Linked DNA regions of Homo sapiens: region 1 is linked to region 2. Evidence: read pairs that join two places in POLR2A ChIA-PET (ENCODE). Cell type or tissue: A673. All regions are shown on one strand. Each heading gives the region's core, and the rest is flanking DNA. Links, peaks and the distances in the headings are about the cores only.

What was found. ChIA-PET counts read pairs that join two places held together with the same protein. Peaks named below come from ENCODE experiments on the same cell type or tissue, not always from the same donor. Only the 100,000 strongest peaks of a DNase experiment are listed, where the experiment ranks them.
Region 1: POLR2A ChIA-PET joins it to region 2 with 6 read pairs; 2 of 35 experiments call an interaction of 5 or more read pairs at or near these places.

The regions. Positions count from the first base shown.
Region 1 is chr2:68,150,674-68,156,354 of GRCh38, forward strand. The region is part of intron 1 of DNAAF10 (dynein axonemal assembly factor 10); the gene reads right to left. Among named protein-coding and RNA genes, the nearest start is that of DNAAF10, 4.0 kb to the right of the region's middle. In A673, for the core only: no CTCF peak of the experiment used is centred there; no DNase peak of the experiment used is centred there; H3K27ac peaks cover 885 bases.
Region 2 is chr2:66,320,700-66,326,380 of GRCh38, forward strand. No RefSeq gene overlaps it. Among named protein-coding and RNA genes, the nearest start is that of MIR4778, 35 kb to the right of the region's middle. In A673, for the core only: no CTCF peak of the experiment used is centred there; DNase peaks (open chromatin) are centred at 2,382 and 4,692.

The DNA of each region.
Region 1 (5,681 bases), core at 170-5,169, 1.8 Mb after region 2:
AGTGAGCCAAGATCACACCACCGCACTCCAGCCTGGGCGACAGAGAGAGACTCCGTCTCAAAAAATAAAATAAAATAAAAAAATAAAAATAAAAATAAAACCTTGGAAGTGAAGACTTAAAAACTGTGTGGTTACTTGTGATGTAAAAATCGGAATCTCTATCTATTTATCTATCTCTATATATAGTCAGATTTTTCTGCTGAAAATCTCTTCCCTGTGCAGAGATAGAACTGACTACTCCAATATTTTATGGTGTTCCAAAAACAGCACTGCAATGTGCAGATTCTTTGACACCTGCACATGTCTGAGAATTGCTACCTTCAAAGGAAAGAAACCAAACTGACAACCAGTCTACACAATAAGCTCTATACATTTTCACAGTTGTCATTGCATCCCTTCTAAAAGTATGTCTTTATTACAAATATAAAGGAAAGAAGTAAAATGTATCTACATTGAGAAGCACAGACTCACAAGAGTGGCATGAAGGCCTATGGTATACAAAATGCAAAAAGTCCTTTGGGATCTGGTCTTGTGTGTGTGACTTCATTTCCTGTTTCCTGCCTTCTCTACTAATTCCAGCCACACCAGACAGCTTGCTTTTTGTTCTTCATACTTGTCAAGGTCTCTTCCACTTGGGCCATTTGAATTTGCTGTTCCCACTGCTTGGACTACTTTTCCCCAGGTCACCATGCCTCTATCCTTCTCTTCATTCAGATTTCAGTTCAAATGCCACATTCCCAAAGAGGTCTTCCTTGTCCCTCCAATCTGAAAAACCCCTAAATTACTGTCACTCACCCTGTTTAATCATCCATTATACTTATCAACAAAATTATTTTATTCATGCAATTATGTCCCCCTTTCTAGAATGTGAGCACCATGAGAGCAGGGCCTTGCCTAATTTTTTTAACGCATAGCAGGCATTCAACATTTGTTGAATGAAGGTATAAATGACCATCCATGAATCTCTCAGCCCTAACACTAGGGACAGACAAACCAGGGCTGGAGTTCACTTTCTTTGCTCTCTCTTTTCTCCTACCATACTTTCATGTGCCAGGGTTCTGACAAACTGTTCAGTTTCTGGTGTCATTGACATGCAATCATGAAAATAGCAACCATCTATTGAACACCTACATTTCAGATACATTTTAGATATTCTTCCAGTCTAGACCATCCCTTTTCTAATATATACAACACTGCAAACTAAGTGTTCAGAACACCACTTTCAAGATGACGAAACAGGTTCAGAGGACTGAGTGACTTGCCTAAGGTCCCAAGAGCCAGATACAATCCAGACTTTTTCCTCTAAACTAGGCTGCCTCCAGGCTTATATGTAAATCAATTAAATAAACATTTTATTATTGGAGTCCTCATTCTGTAAACCTGAGCGTTATTGGAAGTATCAAAGAAATGTTCCGATCTTGATTGCTGAGGTAAATGGCACAACGGCATGAATTAAACCTACTTTCAGATCTCTGCCCTTTGGTTTTTACCTTCATTCATGTCTTTACAAGATATAAATATATGATATTATGCTTCCCTCATGTTCTTTGTCCTTTTCTTAAAGAAACACAAAGATATTTATGGTCATTAGTGGTCTGCTGTGCAAGAACCAAATTAAACTCAAACTGTATATCTTCAACGTATTAAACGTATTATGAACATATTAAACGTATTAAAACTTATCATTTGTGTGCACTGAGGACTGCACTTTGCTCAGAAGGGCCGAGCTCTGTTGGCAAACTGACTTACAAAAGTGGCCATGTTTCCTCTTTCCTCAGACATTCATGGAAATAATAATAATAGCTAAATTAAGAGGACACTAGTGAAGCTAATTTTTCATAGTTCACAAACGGGTTCCCTCTCTGCCCCATTAGATAGTTTATCTACAGAAAAGAAAAGATGAAAAGAAGTTGGTGGTAAATCAAAATTTTTCTTGCTGGAAAACTAGCTGGCAAAAAAAAAAGCAGCTCTATCTTGCAAAAATTGTTCAACAAAGAAAATCAATATATACTAACAATTTTTGCTATGTGATACTGAAAATGGCCATCAATGATGGTCATAATTGACCTAACTGTTCACTTTCTTGCTATAAGAAGTTAAAATGATTAAAGAAGCTCAAGATCAGTAATTCCTGTGTGAGCTATTTTTGTTCTGCATGTGGGTGGGTCTAGTACAGCTTGTCAGTATTTCCTCCTCCACATCCTGGCAATACTTAATTAACATTAAAAGATCTAGCCAACCAAATGCTAACAAGCAGTAAATTCGGTAGCACAGGGGCTAAAAAAGCAGAATTTTATTAGCTTATTGCTATTTTTTTTAATATAAACATCTACAACTGTGTTTCCATTTTTCAGGGCCATCCCTAGTCCATATGGTATCTTTGTGCCAATGAGAAAAAAGTTGCCTTTTATAGGCTGATGAAGTCTCACACATGTAAGGCTTGATGAAGGAAAAAGAGCTTTTAGCTCCCACTTGAGCACTCAGCCAGACACCTTTGTGTGGTGCAAAAAACTGCTCAACTGAACACGGAGGCCCTGCCCTCCATTCCCTATCTATCCTTTTAGAACTAAGATAAAGAAGACTTCAACAAAGACTGATATGCTGATATGCTTCCTTTACATCTTTTCTTCTTAGATGCACGGGCTTTGTGAGCTCCAAGTCAGTGATAAATTAAAAAAAAAAAAAAAAAAAAAAGAACGATGCATGAGTTTTGGAGCACATGACTTAAGGGTAGATCTACGATGATACATCAAGTCTGTTTCCTAATATTTTAATAAATGACCCATCTAGCTCAATGGTTCTCAGCTCTGAGACTCATTAAAATCACCTTGCGGAAGTTTAAAAATACTCTGATTTCTAAACCTTACTCCAGATGCAACAAAGTTGTACTACTGTGTCAGAATTTCTAGGGGTGGGACCAAGGCACAAATGTTTTAAAACACACACACACAAGCCACAAAATGCACTCAAATGATCCTGATGCACAGTAAGGAGTGGGAGTTACTGGACCAGTATTTAACCTATATTTAAAAATTTTTTTCCATTGCACCAGAACAGCCAAACACAATGAAGTTTTTTTTTTTTTTTTTTTTTTTTGGAGACAGAGTCTTCCTCTGTCTTCAGGCTGGAGTGCAATGGCGCGATCTCGGCTCACTGCAACTTCTGCCTCCCGGGTTCAAGTGATTCTCGTGCCTCAGCCTCCTGAGTAGCTGGGTTTACAGGCACGCACCTGACCACGCCCAGCTAATTTTTGTATTTTTTAGTAGAGATGGGGTTTCACCATGTTGGCCAGGATGGTCTTGCTCTCCTGACCTTGTGATCCCCCCGCCTCGGCCTCTCAAAGTGCAGGGATTACAGGTGTGAGCACCGCGCCCAGCCCAGTGTAAGTTCTTAAAGGTATTTTTGTATTAGTTTTACCCTCTTTTTGGACAGTAGGCTCTTTAGGAGAAAGGACTCAACTTTTAAATCTCTTCGGTCCTTGTTAAACACAGTACCTTGAAATAGTGTGTTCTCAGACAACTCATGGTAGAAAAAAAGAATATCCAAAGGATTCAGGTGAAAATATACTTCTTTTTTCTTTTTTTATTTTTTGAGACGGAGTCTTGCTCTGTCACCCACGCTGGAGTGCAGTGGCGCGATCTCGGCTCACTGCAAGCTCTGCCTCCCAGGTTGAAGCCATTCTCCTGCCTCAGCCTCCTGAGTAGCTGGGACTACAGGCGCCCGCCACCACGCCCGGCTGATTTTTTGTATTTTTAGTAGAGACGGGGTTTCACCGTGTTAGCCAGGATGATCTCGATCTCCTGACCTCATGATCCACCCGCCTCGGCCTCCCAAAGTGCTGGGATTACAGGCGTGAGCCACCACACCCGGCGTGAAAATACACTTAGTGGTTATTCCTGGCATTGAGATTATGGGTGATATTTTCTTCGTTTTCCTATTTTCTAAATGTTCTATCGTGGACACATATTATTTTTGCTACAAAAGAAAATTATCTTTTTAAAATTTGCTGAAATTCCCCAGAGTCGCTACAAAAGACAAACTACTCTATTCCACTTGATGGAGTAAGTGTACTTTTGAAATACATACAAATCATATATTTTCATTTTATTATTTTTTGAGACAGGGTCTCTCTGTCACCCAGGATGGAGTGCAGTGGTGCGAACACAGCATCCTTGACCTCCTGGGCTCAAGAGATCCTCCCACCACAGCCTCCCAAGTAGCTGGGACTACAGGCTCGCATCACTATGCCCAGCTAATTTTTGTATTTTTTTTATACAAAAAGTAGAGACGGGGTTTCCCCATGTTGCCTAGGCTGGTCTTGAACTCCTGGGCTCAAGCAATCCACCCCACTGCCTCCCAAAGTGTTGGAATTGCAGGCGTTAGCCACTGCACCAGGCCTGTTCTTATTTTAAAAAGTCACAGGTCTAAGCCCTGATCCTGCCACTGCACTCCATCGTAGGCAAGAGTGAGACCCTGTTTCAAAAAAAAAAAAAAAATTTCAATCATGTCCCATTTTTCTTCGAAAAAGGAATAAATGGCCAGGTGCAATGGCTCATGTCTGTAATCCCAGCACTTTGGGAGCCCAAGGCGGGTGGATCACCTAAGGTCAGGAGTTTGAGACCTGCCTGACCAACATGGTGAAACCCCATCTCTACTAAAAATACAAAAAAATTAGTTGGGCGTGGTAGCATGTGCCTGTAATTCCAGCTACTAGGGAGGCTGAGGCAGGAGAATCGCTTGAACCTGGGAGGCAGAGGTTGCAGTTAGCCAAGATCACGCCACTGCACTCAAGCTTGGGTGACAGAGCCAGACTCCGTCTCAAAAAAAAAAAAGAAAGAAAGAAAAGAAAAAGGAATAAATCCTTTAAATACCTTTTCTTTTTAATGGTGGCTCACACCTGATCCAGCACTTTGGGAGGGAGAGGCGGGAGGATGGTTTGAGCCCAGGAGTTCCAGGCTGCGATGAGCTATGACAGTAGCACTGCACTCCGGACTGGGACAGAGCTACGCCATCCCTAAACAACAACAACAAAAAACAAAAACAACCCAAAATGCAATGTAAAGAAATTTTACTTTGTGTAGAAATCAGGAAGGGCATCATACATTAGATAATCTGAACTGAACATTGGAATAGCAACAGGTAGCCAGGCTTGGTGGCTCACGCCTGTAATCCCAGTATTACGGGAGGCCGATGTAGGCAGACTGCTTGAGCCCAGGAGTTGGAGACCAGCCTAGGCAACACGGTGAAACCCCATCTCTACCAAAATAAAAAATAAAAAAATAAAAAGTACAAAAAAATTAGTTAGGTGTGGTGGCACACACCTGTAGTCCCAGCTACTTGGGAGGCTGAGGTGGGGAGGCGGAGGTTGCAGTGAGCTGTGTTTGCACCACAGCACTCCGGGCTGGGTGACAGATTGAGACCCTGTCTCAAAAAAAAAAAAAAAAAAAAAAAAGCCACTGGTTACCAGAAGCTAAGTGATGAACAATACAAGGAACGAAGGAAAGGTAGAAAAAAATAAGCCATGTTTCATGTTTGTCATTCAGGGAAACTTAAAGCGGGATGGGGTCTTACATACTTTCTATTCTAGGCTTAACAGTCCAAATTGTATTCATCCTTTATCTACCAGTTTAATCCCTACCTCCTCCAAGCAGATTCTCTCCATAGGTTTTGATCCCCAGAGT
Region 2 (5,681 bases), core at 397-5,396:
CCAGTAATGTTTCTTTGAAGCTATTCAGGGAATTAACCTTAATGTGGTGTTAGAAAAACATTCAGACATGTATTTTTTGAATAAGAGAAAGTCAACTGCTCTTGAAGCCACTCTTTGCCAAATATCACTTGAGAATTACAAGAACACAAAAAGCATCTCTAATGAGGAAGTATTAGTTAATTGTAAAACTTGAAAGGGGCAAGGGAATCTATTAAATAATATGCTATAGATAATATGTTTGGAGATATATTCAGGTTTTAGATCCAAAGACTTTGTCAGGAAAAAGAGGACTGAAAGATCTTCACCTGAGTTATTGCTCATTGTGGTAGGCACATTGAGAGAGCTTGTAGAAATTTGGAGGGCTCATACTTCCTGTTTTCAAAACTTACTACAAAGCTAGAGTGATTTTTTTTTTTGTGTAGTACTCTGGCATAAGGAGAGACAATAAGGCCAGAATTGAGAGTCTATACATCTATGGCCAATTGATTTTCAATAAGGGTGCCAAAACCATTCATGGGGAAATATTAGAATTTTCAACAGAATGCTGGGTCAGCTAAGTATCTACATGCAATAGAATAAAGCACGACCCCTACCTTGCACCAAAAAAAAATTTTCACTCAAAATGGATCAAAGACCTACGTACAAGAGCTAAAATGATCAAACTCTTAGAAGAAAGCAGAGGTAAATCTTCATGATCTTGAATTTGGCAATCGCTTCTTAGCTACAATACTTCCAAAGTAGGAACAGAATAAATAAATTGGATTTAATCAGAATTAAAAATTTTTTTGCATCAAAGGACATGATTCAGAAAGTGAAGACACAAGCTGTAGCATGAAAGAAAATATTTAAAATCACATATCTGATGATCCTAGTATCCAGAATATATAAAGAACTCTTACAACTCAATGGCAAAAAGACAAATAGCCAAACACAGAAATGGGCAAAGGATTTGAATATTCATGTCTGCAAAGATGATATACAAGTGACCAACAAGCATATAAAAAGATGCTCAACATCATTAGACATTAGGGAACTGCAAATCAAAAACTGTGAGATGAGATACCGCTTCATCATCCACTAGGATGGCTATAATAATAATTTTTTAGAAACAGAAAATAACAAGTGTTGGTGAGGATATGAAGAAATTGGTAACATTGTGCATTACTGGTGGGAATGTACAATGGCTCAGTCACTCCAAAAAAGTTTTGCAGTTCCTTGAAAAGTGAAACACAGAATTGCCATGTGACCTAGAAATTCTATTCCTAAGTATCTCCCCCAAAAAACTGAAGACAGGTACTCAAACAAATACTTGTCCAAGGATGTTCATAGCAACATTATTCACAGTAGCCAACCAAAATATCTGTCAAGGGATAATTGGATAAACAAACTAGGGTATAAGTATACAATGGAATAGTATTCAGCCATAAAATTGCATGAAGTACTGATATATGCTACAATGTAGATGAACCTCAAAAACGTGTTAGGTGAAAGACATAAAAGGTTACAAACTGTATGATTCCATTAAAATGAAATATCAAAATAGGAAAACATGCATGAACAGAAAGAGGAATGGCAGTTTGCCATGGGCTGGGCAGGAGGAGAAAAATAGAGATTAACTGCTTAATGGTTACAAGATTTTCTTCTCTTTGGCGGGGACGGAAATGTTTTGGAACTAGACAGAGGTGGTGGTTGCACAACATTGTGAATGTCATTGAATTGTTCACTTCAAAATGGTTAATTCTCTTCTATGCAATTTTTACCTCCATAAAAATTAATTAATAAAAGTCTATTTGAAAAGCAATTTGTATGACAGAGTGAGAGAGAAGAGCTGGTAGAATATGGCAGAGGTAGGTCCCCGTGTATCAGTTCACATAAGTGATGCTGTTTCTCTCCTATCTTTCACTTGAGACACCCTCTATGCCGTAGCAGTTTGCACACAGCCTCTCTCCAAGTCAGTCTTTCAGGCAGCAGCACTAAAAGCCTCCTCCACCTCCAACCCTGCCTTTTGGCTGTAAAAGCACATATGCAGTCTTGAGGGTGGGGGTGAGAGGGATCGTTTTCTCATAATGGACCAAACCACCCGGGCCAGTGTGACTGAGGGAAAAAATACTAAGGTTATAGGTTAAGGAACTGAGAGCTAGATATTTTTGTAATTGTAATGATTATGGGCCTGGCGTTTTAAAACAATTATTACTTTTTTTTTTTTTTTTAAAGAAGCAAGCCCACACACCTAACACTCGTTTTCAGTTTTGTGCAGAACCTTCCCTCTCCCAGCCTGGTTGCTTCTGATTAAGTTCTATGGAAATAGCTCTGCTGGATAACATATGCATAAGTAATGTACAGGCATCCTTTACCCAGGATCTTTGAAATTCACAAAAGTTTCCATGGCCCCGTCTTATCACTCAGCGTGTTAATAATGCCGGCTAGTTGGCTTTCCTACTGTTCAGAAAATTTCACTCCTGTGGCTTCTTGGCTGGTTTTGAGGAATCACTATATGAGATGAGTGAACTCAGCAGTGTGTTGGTATTTAAACTGTGGTCAGACAGTTTTAAAAAAAATGAAGAGAGGGGTTAGTTCATAAAAGACATTCATGAATGATACTGTTTTCCTTGTCATCCCTAGGAGGGTGTAAAACAAATCTGTTAACATCCAAAATAAAAATGGAGGGCTGAGGATTATTATTTTTAGTGTCTCACCTTAGGAAAAAATTAAAAGATGCATTAAATGAAAAGATGCTTAAGACAATGTGGTGATTTTGTTCCAGAGAAACATTTGGGCCCTTTCCCTGGGAAAGGGGGTTAAAAGGTTGTCAGTGCTTTCTCCGGGGGCTCCATCTGACAGTGAACATGTGTTTCTTCCCTTTAATCGACTCGCCAGTAGCCAGAAAGCTGCTTGTTTTCTGCGGAGGTTGTCAAAAATGATTTCAGTCTGGAGACGATGAATGATAAAAGAGGTTTTCAAACACGGTTTTGCACTGTAGCATTCGCAGCCCCAGAGAGGAAAGATTGTATTACAATCGTGGTGTAAAGGGCCATGCTCCTTTGGCAAGAAAACAGAGCCTCCTTAAACCTGTTTGATACATCCTGGCATCTTAGGGAGCTGAAGATACAGGGAGGGACTTGACTAAGTGGATGCCCCAAAAAAAGTGGGGTGGTAGAGTTGCAGCATGTGGAAGAAAAAACCCAAAAGCCTCTCCAGGTGCTCTTCTGTCCTGCTGTCCACATGCATCTGGTTCTGTTTGAGAGCAGCTTTTAGGGCCACAGGTGGGGACAGATTTCAGAGATTCAAGTGGCAGAAGGAGTGGCTGCCACAGGCACTGCAGCTTCTCAGCAATGACCCTTCTCTGCTGAGGATGCTGCCTTTTCCGCAAGCAGTGCTGGGTGCTTGGGTGCCATCCATATTTCCTCCCTTGGATTTATGGGTATCATAAGCCGTCACCGATGGGGTTTGTGTTTGGAAAACTCAAGAGGTTAGTTATGGCTTTCTAAAACATGTGACGCAACCTAAGCATGCAGAGAAAAATGAGGCTCACTATTCTCTGACATTTTCATCTTCTCAAGAGGAAGAAAAAATAAAAGCTGCAATTATTTCAGATCAGCTGTTCTCTTTTTAAGTATTCTCCCATTCCTGTTTCATTATTCCAGGAGACCCCATTTTTGGAAAAGCCAATAAGGTATACTTGGAACATACCGAATGATAAACTCAGCGGTTATTTGCATTTCAAACATAAAATTATATCTTTCACTTTACGTAAATGTAAGGATTTGTTGCAGAGTTACTTTGGTCAAAAGAAACTCCCTGAAGCATATGTGAGATTCAGTTTACAAAAACAACATTTGATTTATCTGTAACTTTTCAGGAACACACCAGTGATATAAATCAAGGTGTTAGTTACAACTACGCTTAAGAACTTCCCATTAAACTCTCAAACTGAAAAAGAAAACTCTAGACAAAAGTTTCCTAGAACCTAAGGCTGAAAACATGTTTCACGCAGAAGGTTTTTATTATTATCTTCTTAATGATATACACGGATACAATTTAAGCTTTTCTTTTGCTTGCATAGCCAGATTCCATAACATCTCCGGAGCAGTAACTTGTATTCCTTTCTTTATTATTTCTGACAATATCTAAAATATTTTTAGCTCACCAGTGGCAAATATTTCCACCACTGTAGAAAGATCAGGGTGATAGGCAACAACTGTACCCACTAACCCAGAAGACCAAATAGAGGGGACTTGGGCAAGCTGAGCACTGAGCTGCCTTTCCCATCTGATTCTAATTTCTCTTCTGGCTATACAATTTTATCACCACACAACTCATTTTCTGAATGTAATCAGGAAAGAAGTGTGGATAGGGAGGGTCAGAGGCACCATACAACAGGTGCATGTGGAGAGTTGGGTGACACAGTTCAAACAAGCATCCCAGACTCCAGCAGTAAATATATTGCTGGTTCCAGCTTTCACTGTGTAAGCCAATGACATATGCCCTGAGCTGATGAATGTGACAGTCACGAGGAAGGACAAACTTTCAACTAGTATCAACCGCTGCAAAGTCTGAGCTGATGATCTTCTCAGTGCCAACATATTTGGCCAATGTCAGAGTGATTTGGCTAAGTGGGCTCAATCAACTGTTTTCAGTCTATTATAGTTCGTAATCCCTATTCAGGATAGAGTGTGCTGCAGCCTAATGAATGTGGTAATGGAATCCTTGTGTATGTTTTTCCACAGCAGGGCACAGATTAGCATAAGTGTCATATTCTGTAGGCTTGCCCACTCTTATTTCTCAGGCATTACATATGCTATGGATTTTTCAACCGGATAATAATAGGATGAATATGGTCCACATCTGCAGAAAGAACACACCATTTTTAGAAAGCAATCTGTAATAAATCTCACCTGGAGGTGCACTATGATAGATTAACTTTGCACTTCTGCTTAAAAATGTAATATTTTACACCAAGGATCATGTAATCTGAGAAAGGAAGAATTAGATTGAATTTCATGCAGAGTTTTAAAGAATGTTGTCATTTTAGACCATGGGGTTGAGGAATACCTTACATTCCTCCCAGTTTGCCATATCTGTGGCAAGTTCAAAGCTCTATTTGCATGTCACAATTACTCAGAGTTGATGTTTTGTTCTCAGAGATGCCAAACGGGAGGGAAAGATATTCTTGATAGGAACGTTTCATGGAGAGAAACATAAAAGGGAGGTGGTGGAGAGACTGAAAAAGTAAGCTCACTCTCCTATTCTGCTTTAAGAATTCTCGCTCAACAGCTAAATAGAAAGGCAAGCTACGAGAAAATTTTTCAAAAAGCATTTTCTTCCTGTAGTCCTCAGAAAGGCGTATCTTTGCTAAATACCAATCAGATCATTCAGAAGTTTTCCTAAGAGAAATTACACCTCATAGCACTCATGCTATCTTGCCTTTCTGGAAAACTGTTGTCAAACTTCTTTCTGATTCTAAACAATTTCACAATAACTAAGATATAGAATCAATTGAAGTGTCCATCAACAATAAGTGTAGCCAGGCGTGGTGGCACACACCTGTAGTTCCAGCTACTCAGGAGGCTGAGGTGAGAGGATCACTTGAGCCCAGGAGGTTGAGGCTGCAAGGAACTATGATCATGCCACTGCACTCCAGCCTGGGTGACAGACCAAGGCCCTATCCTTAAAACAACCAA